Regions from separate parts of the Homo sapiens genome. Here all the other regions are linked to region 2. Evidence: chromatin contacts called from ENCODE Hi-C or POLR2A ChIA-PET data. All regions are on one chromosome and are shown on one strand. Each heading gives the region's core, a stretch centred on a gene start or an enhancer-like site at or near the end of the contact. The rest is flanking DNA. Distances are from core to core; before and after follow the strand shown.

Region 1 (2,753 bases), core at 226-2,725, 350 kb before region 2:
GTGCCAAAATAAACCTCATTTCACTATATGGAAATTGAGTGCTAAGCAGGGGAAGTGGTTCGATCGTGTCTAGTGTCTGCAGTAGAGCCTGCCTGACGGGTGAGGGACCTGATGAGTTTGTGCAGCGTTCTACAATTAACAAAGCGTCTTACACACATGGTTTCACTGAATGCCCACAGTGAGTTGGAGGGTATGGCTCTGTTTTTCACTTGTGCCCATATCCCAAGGGAAAACCTTCCAAGGGGTGTAGCTGAGCCCAGGGTATCAGCCCAGAGAGGCCACGTGGCCAGCTGAACCCACCCATTTTTGCAGAGGGAACCTTAACGTCTGGGGCCCTGGGAAACTTACCCAGAGTGCCTCAGAGAGCTGAGGATCCCCTGTGTGGTGTGAAGGAGGAGACACCAGGCCCGTGTGGGACTGCACCCCTCCCTCTTCCCCTGCCCCCAGTTCAGAGCATTTCTCAGCAGGAACCAGGTCAGAGGCCAGCGTAGATGAGCAGGAGCTGGGGAGAGCAAAGTGCTCCGGGCTCAGGACTGAGCTCTGGTCCTGGAGTGGAGAAAGATAAAGCCTGACAGAGGCCGGGCGTGGTGGCTCATGGCTGTAATCCCAGCACTTTGGGAGGCCGAGGCAGGCAGATCACGAGGTCAGGAGATCGAGACCATGCTGGCTAACATGGTGAAACCCCGTCTCTACTAAAAATACGAAAAAAAAAATTAGCCAGGTGTGGTGGCAGGCGCCTGTAGTCCCAGCTACTTGGGAGGCTGAGGTAGGAGAATGGCGTGAACCTGGGAGGCAGAGCTTACAGTGAGCCGAGATCATGCCACTGCACTCCAGCCTGGGCAACAGAGCAAGACTCTGTCTCAAAAAGAAAAAAAAATAAATATGTATCAGGCCAGGCTCAGAGGCTCACACCTGTAATCTCAGCACTTTGGGAGGCGGAGGCAGGTGGATCACTTGAGGTCAGGAGTTGGAGACCAGCCTGGCCAACATGATGAAACCCCGTCTCTACTAAAAATACAAAAATTAGCTGGGTGTGGTGGTGGGCGTCTATAATCCCAGCTACCTGGGAAGGCTGAGGCAGGAGAATCGTTTGAACCCAGGAGGCAGAGGTTGCAGTGAGCTGAGATCGCGCCACTGCACTCCAGCCTGGGTGACACAGTGAAACTCCGTCTCAAAAAAAAAAAAGACAAGAAATATGCATCAAATGCCTTCTACGTGCCAGGCACAGAGCCAGGCCCTAGTGCATGCCCGGTGCCAGCCCGGGGGCCCAACCCATCCCCAGTCACCTGCAGCTCTCCCTGTGCCCCTCTCCTGTGGCAGCCACCATCACTCACCCACCACAATTTGCCACAACCATGTGCCAGGCCCCAGGTAGCAAGATGAGGACTCACCACGAGAGATTTGCCCAGTGCATTAGGCAAGCTCTGGGCATCATGCCCTGCCTGGGACTTGCTTCCAGGAAGAGGCAGAGGCAGCAAGTGCTAGGATGACAGCATGGCGGGGGCGGTGGGGCAGGGGTGAGCGCGGTGTATGAAGAGCTGGTGGGGCCCAGGCTACGAACACAGGCGGGGGCTCGGTCACAGGATCTGGGTTACAAGGGTTGGGGATTGGGAAATCTAGTAGCCACTACAGATGCCAGGGAGCTGTGAACTGGCTCTTGGAATGCACAGGCCTCTGTATCCTCAGGGCAGCATTTTTTATTTTTTTTTAATTTTTGAGATATGGTCTTGCTCTGTCGCTCAGGCTGGAGAGTGGTGGTGCGATCTCAGCTCACTGCAGCCTTGACCTCCTGGGCTCAAGTGATCTTCCCCCTCAACCTTCCAAGTAGATGAGGCTATAGGCGTTTGCCACCATACCTGCCTAATTTTTTTTTTAATTTTTTGTAGAGACAGGGTCCCACTATGTTGCCCAGGCTGGTCTCGGACTCCTGGACTCAATGAATCCTCCTGCCTCAGCCTCCCAAAGTACTAGGATTACTTTGGGAGTCCAAGTCAGTATTTTTTAAACTGTGGGCTTCCAGCCCTCCCGTTGTGAGATGCTCACTCAGCAGGGCTGGCTAGGGTCTGGCAAACAGGTACTTTACGCAGGCCGCCCAGGTGACATTGAGCAGGCGTTCCAGAGACAGGGCCCAGGACAGTGGCAGAAGGAGGGCCTTGAAGGGGAAGCCTGGAGGCCAAGAGGCTAAGTGATGGCTGTCTCAGGGCTCCAAGCCTCAGGGAACAGGCCCTGCTGGGAGCCCACGGGAGAGAAGGAACAGGTCTGGGTGACCGAGGGAGGCTGCTCTCTGAGGGTCCTATAGGCTGGACACAATCCCAGCCCTGCCACTTCCCAGCTGTGGACCCCCAACTCTGGGTACCCTCAAAGTGCCAAACAGGGATGATAATAGTGCTTGCCTCTCAGCAAGTTAGAGACATCTCTGGGAGAATGCATAGAAAGTGGTTGGTTGGCCCTGGGCCCAGCACATAGGAAGTGCTTGATAAAGAGCAGCAAATTATGATGACCCGGAGGCCAAGGTGGGGAGGACAACCATGGGAGCCATCCACCACCAGGCCTGCCAGCCAGAGTCCCAGAACCCACTCGGGCCGGCCTCCCTCACTTAGAACCCTGTCTCTGGGCTGTTCCTTCTGGGAAGTTCCTGGCCTGCCCAGAGAGGGCAGCCGGAGAGCAGGCTCTGAGGTCCTGGCACGTGCACAGGTCTGTCTCCCTGGCCTGGCCCTCACCCACCCCTCTCAAGGGATTCCCACTTCGGTAAG
Region 2 (2,762 bases), core at 226-2,725:
GTCTAAAGACCTGGGATCAACAGAAAGAAAATGTTGAGGTTAAGATAAAAGATTGTGGCTGGGCACAGTGGCTCACACCTGTAATCCTAGCACTTTGGGAGGCCGAGGCGGATGGATCACCTGAGGTCAGGAGTTTGAGACCAGCCTGACCAATACAGCGAAACCCCATCTCTACTAAAAATATAAAAATCAGCCAGGCATGGTGGCACGCCTGTAATCCCAGCCACTCGGGAGGCTGAGGCAGGAGAATCTCTCAAACCCAGGAGGCGGGAGGTTGCAGTGAGCAGAGGTCCACTGCACTCTAGCCTGGGTGACAAAACTAGACTGTGTCTCAAAAATAAATAAAATAAAATAAAATAAAAGACTGTGAAGACCAAGTCTCTTTTGAAGTCTCATAGTGGCTGCCCTTAGAGACAAGAGATGACAAATGTTTCCTATCAGACCTTTAAAAGGTGCTAGACTGTCACCACCGGTAACACTCCAGTCTGGATGACAGCAAGTCTCCTTCTAGAAAAAACCAAAAACCAAAAAACAAAAAACCACCTCTGATCCCCAAGTTTTCCGTGAGACTGATTTGAGTAATAATAAAATTCCAGTCTCCTGCACAGCCTGCTCTGCGTGAATTACTCTTTCTCTATTGCAATTGCTGTGTCTTGATATAAATCAGCTCTGTCTAGGCAGTGGGCAAGGTGAACCCCTTCAGCGATCATATTGGAAAGTAAGTCATGAAACAGAGGGTTAAATAAAACTCATCTGATGAGAATTTATGGTTTATAGGGCATGACTCCCCAGACCCCTTAGATAGGAATTTGGGCAAGATTAAAAAAAAAAAAAAAGCAGAGCTTAGTCCTCATATCTACCTATCTATCTATCCATCCATCCATTCATCTATCCATCCATCTATCCATCATCATCTATCTGCTTCTGAGACCTGAAAGGCTAGTAAAGGTAATCAAAATATCCTTCTCTGATATATTTTGAGATGGCTGCTCCTGCAAACAGAAGCAGCCCTGCAAAGCGGTCTTCTATTATTATTATTATTTTGAGACTGAGTTTCATTCTGTCCTCCAGGCTGGAATGCAGTGGCATGATATCTGCTCACTGCAACCTCCGCCTTCTGGATTCGAGCGATTCTCCTGCCTCAGCCTCATGAGTAGCTGGGATTACAGGCACACACCACCACACCCAGCTAATTTTTTTTTTTTCTATTTTTGGTAGAGATGGAGTTTCCCCGTGTTGACCAGGCTGGTCTTGAACTCCTAACCCCAGGTGATCCGCCCACCTCGGCCTCTCAAAGTGCTGGGATTACAGATAGGCTTGAGCCACCGCGCCCGGCAAAAGCGGTCTTTTGTGGGGGAGATTTGCATCTGTAGAAAATCTGCATTGCTGCAGCCTGGTTTTCTCCCAGGCCCTCCCTTGTCCAGATCTAGGAAAGAGGAACTGAGATTCTGACACCCTAAAACTCTGAAAGAAACATTTACCATCTTTTTCCTCCGAGGACTGCTATCTGTGAGGTTTCATCTACATAACAAGACCACCTTTGCCAGCCAGGCCTCCTCTTCTCCCTTTCCCATAGCCTGTTTTGCCAGGATCCAAGCCCCAAATCTTTCTGTAACCTCAAGATGGTATATGAACTGCTACAGCTCTTTGTGGGGTTGGAGTGCTCCCTCTGTCATTCTCTCTCATGGACATGTTAATAAATTAGTATGCCTTTTCTCCTATTCATCTACTTTGTGTGGGCTAAGCTCTGATCTTTTCAGCTTGTGCAAATTCCTATCTAAGGGGTCTGAAGAGTCATGCCCTACTGTTATACCCGAGCGAGTTAGAGAAAACGCCACACTTTGAGACGAATTAAGAGTCCTTTATTTAAGCCGGTGGCCAAAGAGACAGCTAACGCTCAAAATTCTCTCGGCCCCGAGGAAGGGGCTTGATTTACTTTTATAGCTTGGTTTAGGAAGGGGAGGGGAGCTCAAATGCAATAATTCTACAGAAGTAAAAACACGCAAGAATCAAAAAACAAATGGTTACAGAGAAATAAACAATTTAAAAGACAAATGGTTACAAAAAAAGCAACGGAACCAGGTGCGGGGCTCTAAATCCTTCATAAGAGTTAGATATGGATGCTATGCCGGACACAGACTCAAGGCTTTATGTTGTTATCTTTTTGAGCAAAATCCTGGGAACTTCATACATTGTTTGTTCTAGTACCTTATCAGTTCATTGAGCTCCTTTGAAATGCTGAGGATCAGCTTACACAGGTTAACTCCTTGACGAAGGGGGTCGGGTAAGGAGCCCTTAACGTCTTGTAAATCAAGGGGCCAGATGGAGTTCGTCGGCTTTCCCCGCTAAGGGAGAGTCTATTCATATGGGAAACAAGGCTAGGTAATTAAGGAGACAAAAAGGGAACATTTAAAAATAGGGTTAGTAAAAACAAGGTTAAAATAAGGTTAGTAAAAAACAAAGTTAGGCATTACACTACAAACCATAAATTCTGGGAAGTGCTGGGAATATAGGTGTGAGCCACTACATCTGGCTTCTTAACCATTTTTAAGTGTACAGTTCAGTGGGTTTTTTTTTTTTTTTTTTGAAGATAGGGTCTCACTGTGTCATGCAGTGGTGCGATCTCGGCTCAATGCAACCTCCACCTCCTAGGTCCACCAATCCTTCCACTTCAGCTTCCCATGTAGCTCAGATGACAGGCATGCGCCACCATGCCCGGCTTTTTTTTTTTTTTTTTTTCTATTTTTGGTAGAGACAAGTTT
Region 3 (2,863 bases), core at 136-2,635, 280 kb before region 2:
TCCTTTCACAAATGTATTTATTGAGTGCCCAGCACATGGTGATAGATAATAGAGACACAGCGGTAAACAAGAGATCACAGGTCCCTGTCCTCAAGGAGTTTACTTTCGTTTTTTTTTTTTTTTTTTTTTTGAGACACAGTCTCGCTCTGTCGCTCCAGGCTGGAGTGCAGTGGCCCGATCTTGGCTCGCTGCAAGCTCCGCCTCCTGTGTTCAAGCTAATTCTCCTGCCTCAGCCTCCCGAATAGTTGGGACTACAGGCGCCCCCACCACGCTCGGCTAATTTTTGTATTTTTAGTAAAGACGGGGTTTCACCATGTTGGCCAGGATGGTCTTGATCTCCTGACCTCGTGATCCACCCGCCTCAGCCTCCCATAGTTCTGGGATTACAGGCATGAGCCACCGCGCCCGGCGGAGTTTACTTTCTAGTACAGGAGGCAGACAAGTCCATAGACAATTCTAACAGTGCCATGCATAGGAAGGACCCAGGAGGCCAGCACCCTACCCTGGTAGGTCAGAGTAGTCCATGGTGCCAACATGTGTGTGCATCTATGTGCACATACGCGTCAGAGGACGCAGGGCCTGGAAGACAGCGCCAAACCCATGAGGGTCCAGACCGGGGGTAGGGATGAGTCTGAAGACAATTCTTCCACTCAGCGCTCTCGCCTTAGGAGAAGGAAACTGAGGCTGAGGGAGACACAGTCAGAGCCAGGACCAGAACCCAGTGACAGCTACCACTGGTCATTCCTTTAGTACAGCCCAGGGGTTAAGGGGGTTTCTGGAATCACACTGCCTGATTTTAATCCTGCCTCAATACGTACCATTTGTGTGGCCTTAGGCAAACGACCACCTCAGTGTCTCAGTCTGTCAAATAGGAATAACAGTAGCACCTATCTCAGGGGGCTGCTACGAAAATGAAACTGACAAATGTAAAGCAATTAACACAACGCCGGGGATGCAGTAAGCGGTACACTGTGGATGCTGCTGTTATTATCATTGCACGTCTGCTCGGTGTCGCAGTGGGCTCGAGACTCGGATAGCTCTGCTGCCGCCCGCCGTGTTCCCTTCTGGCTCCAGGACGCTCCCGCCCTCGACGCCCGGCAGCAGCAGCCCACAGCCCCGGCGCCCTTGACCCGGGGGCCGGGCCCGCCGCGCACACACGCCCTGGCCTCGGGAACGAGGGGGCCAGCCCGAGGAGAGGAGAAGGTGGCTGACACACCCCACCACGGAGAGGGTGGCTGTCCAAACTCGGAGAAGGAGCCGTTCCTGCACCCGACAGCACCCCCGCCCAGGCTCCCAACCCCAAGCCCAGAGAGCGGGCCTGTTCCTCACACTCTGCAGCAAGCTCCTCCTCTGCGCCGCCATCTTGGAGGAACCCCTGCGGGAGCGCCCGCCTCCCCGCAGAGCAGCGAGTGGGGCGGCTAGAGCGGCCCGAAGGAGGCGAGGATGACCGCGCTGCCGGGGAGCATGCGCCCAGCGCCACCCCACGCCCGAAGAGGGATGGGGGTCGTAGCGGACCGTGTGCGCAGGCGCGCTCTTGCACGTTTTGTTGTTGTTGTTGTTGTTGTTGTTTTGTTTTGTCTTTTCCTCGGGGCCGATTGCTCCTCGCCCATCTTTATTATTTTTTGAGATAGGGTCTCACTCTGTCACCCAGGCTGGAGTGCAGTGGCGCGATCACAGCTCCCTGCAACCTCTGCCTTCCGGCCTCAAGCGATTCTCCTTCCTCAGCTTCCCGAGTAGCTGGGATTACAGGTGCCCGCCTCTCCTGCCCCAGCCTCCGGAGTAGCCGGGACTACAGGCATGAGCCACCACGCCCGGCTAATTTTTGTATTTTTAGTAGAAACGGGGTTTCGCCATGTTGGCCAGGCTGGTCTTGAACTCCTGAGGGTTCTTTGTGAACACAGTTGGTAAGGGGAGGACAATTCATTCACTCAGCAAATGCTACCTAGGTGACCCTGCTTGGCTCTATAGTGGGTTCTGCAGCGAGCAGGACAGGCCTTCAAAAAGCTAACATTTTATTTTATTTTATTTCATTTCATTTTATTATTATTTTATGTTATGTTATGTTATGTTATTTTTGAGACGGAGGCTTGCTCTGTCGCCCAGGCTGGAATGCAGTGGCGTGATCTGGACTCACTGCAACCTCTGCCTCCCGGGTTGAAGCGATTCTCCTGCCTCAGCCTCCCGAGTAGCTGGGGTTACAGGCGCCCGCCACCACGCCCAGCTAATCTTTTACATTTTTTGTAGAGACGGAGTACCGCTATGTTGGCCAGGCTGGTCTCAAACTCCTGGCCTAAAACGATTCTTCTGCCTGGGCCTCCCAAAGTGCTGGGATTACAAGTGTGAGCCACCCCGCCCAACCTAAAATGTTAACATTTTAATTGGAGAGGACAACATTTATGTATATAAGACATTCTGCCGGGGGCAGGCGCGGTGGCTCATGCCTGTAATCCCAGCACTTTGGGAGGCCGAGGCCGGTGGATCACCTGAGGTCAGGAGTTCGAGATCAGTCCAGCCAACATGGTGAAACCCCATCTCTACTAAAACTACAAAAAATTAGCCAGGCATGGTGGTGCACGCCTGTAATCCCAGCTACTTGGGAGGCTGAAGCAGGAGAATCACGAACCTGGGAGGTGGAGGTTGCAGTGAGTGAGCTGAGATCACTCCACTGCACTCCAACCTGGGCAACAGAGTGAGACTCTGTCTTAAAAAAAAAAAAAAAAAAAGCACACTTGTCACGGGAGCCCACTGTGGCTTGCACAGAGTTGGAGGAGAGAGATGAAGGGGTTGTAGGGACAGGCTCTGACCAAGTGGGCCCCAGGCAGGAGTTTATTCATCTGGAGGACAGAGGGAAGTTGTTGCCTTC

The links. Hi-C counts contacts between places; a loop is a spot of excess contacts on that map. ChIA-PET counts read pairs that join two places held with the same protein, here RNA polymerase II (POLR2A). Pooled maps may share reads with other maps.
Region 1: a pooled map shows a loop between it and region 2 (4-fold over the local background). The contact joins two enhancer-like sites. A Hi-C loop is called at or near these places in 2 of 50 pooled maps. POLR2A ChIA-PET finds 5 or more read pairs at or near these places in 2 of 52 experiments (GM12878 and T-cell).
Region 3: a loop to region 2 is called in a pooled map, with 3 times the contacts of the local background. The contact joins the promoter of TAB1 here to the enhancer-like site in region 2. A Hi-C loop is called at or near these places in 1 of 50 pooled maps. POLR2A ChIA-PET finds 5 or more read pairs at or near these places in 3 of 52 experiments (A673, activated B cell and naive thymus-derived CD8-positive, alpha-beta T cell).

What each region holds. Positions count from the first base shown.
Region 1 is chr22:39,462,878-39,465,630 of GRCh38, reverse strand. All of the region lies in intron 1 of MGAT3 (beta-1,4-mannosyl-glycoprotein 4-beta-N-acetylglucosaminyltransferase), which reads right to left. Among named protein-coding and RNA genes, the nearest start is that of MGAT3, 7.2 kb to the right of the region's middle. Within about 2 kb of position 1,475, at least 12 of the 41 ENCODE cell types and tissues checked have a DNase peak (open chromatin) inside an H3K27ac peak, as active enhancers do; they include GM12878, where a contact is called at or near this core.
Region 2 is chr22:39,113,909-39,116,670 of GRCh38, reverse strand. No RefSeq gene overlaps it. Among named protein-coding and RNA genes, the nearest start is that of APOBEC3H, 18 kb to the right of the region's middle. RefSeq lists an enhancer at 1,729-2,703. Within about 2 kb of position 1,475, at least 5 of the 41 ENCODE cell types and tissues checked have a DNase peak (open chromatin) inside an H3K27ac peak, as active enhancers do; they include GM12878, where a contact is called at or near this core.
Region 3 is chr22:39,398,302-39,401,164 of GRCh38, reverse strand. It overlaps TAB1 (TGF-beta activated kinase 1 (MAP3K7) binding protein 1), which reads right to left and starts at 1,385. Exons shown (of 11, transcript NM_006116.3): 1 at 1,330-1,385. The coding sequence starts at 1,362. RefSeq lists a silencer at 1,027-1,166 and an enhancer at 1,327-1,446.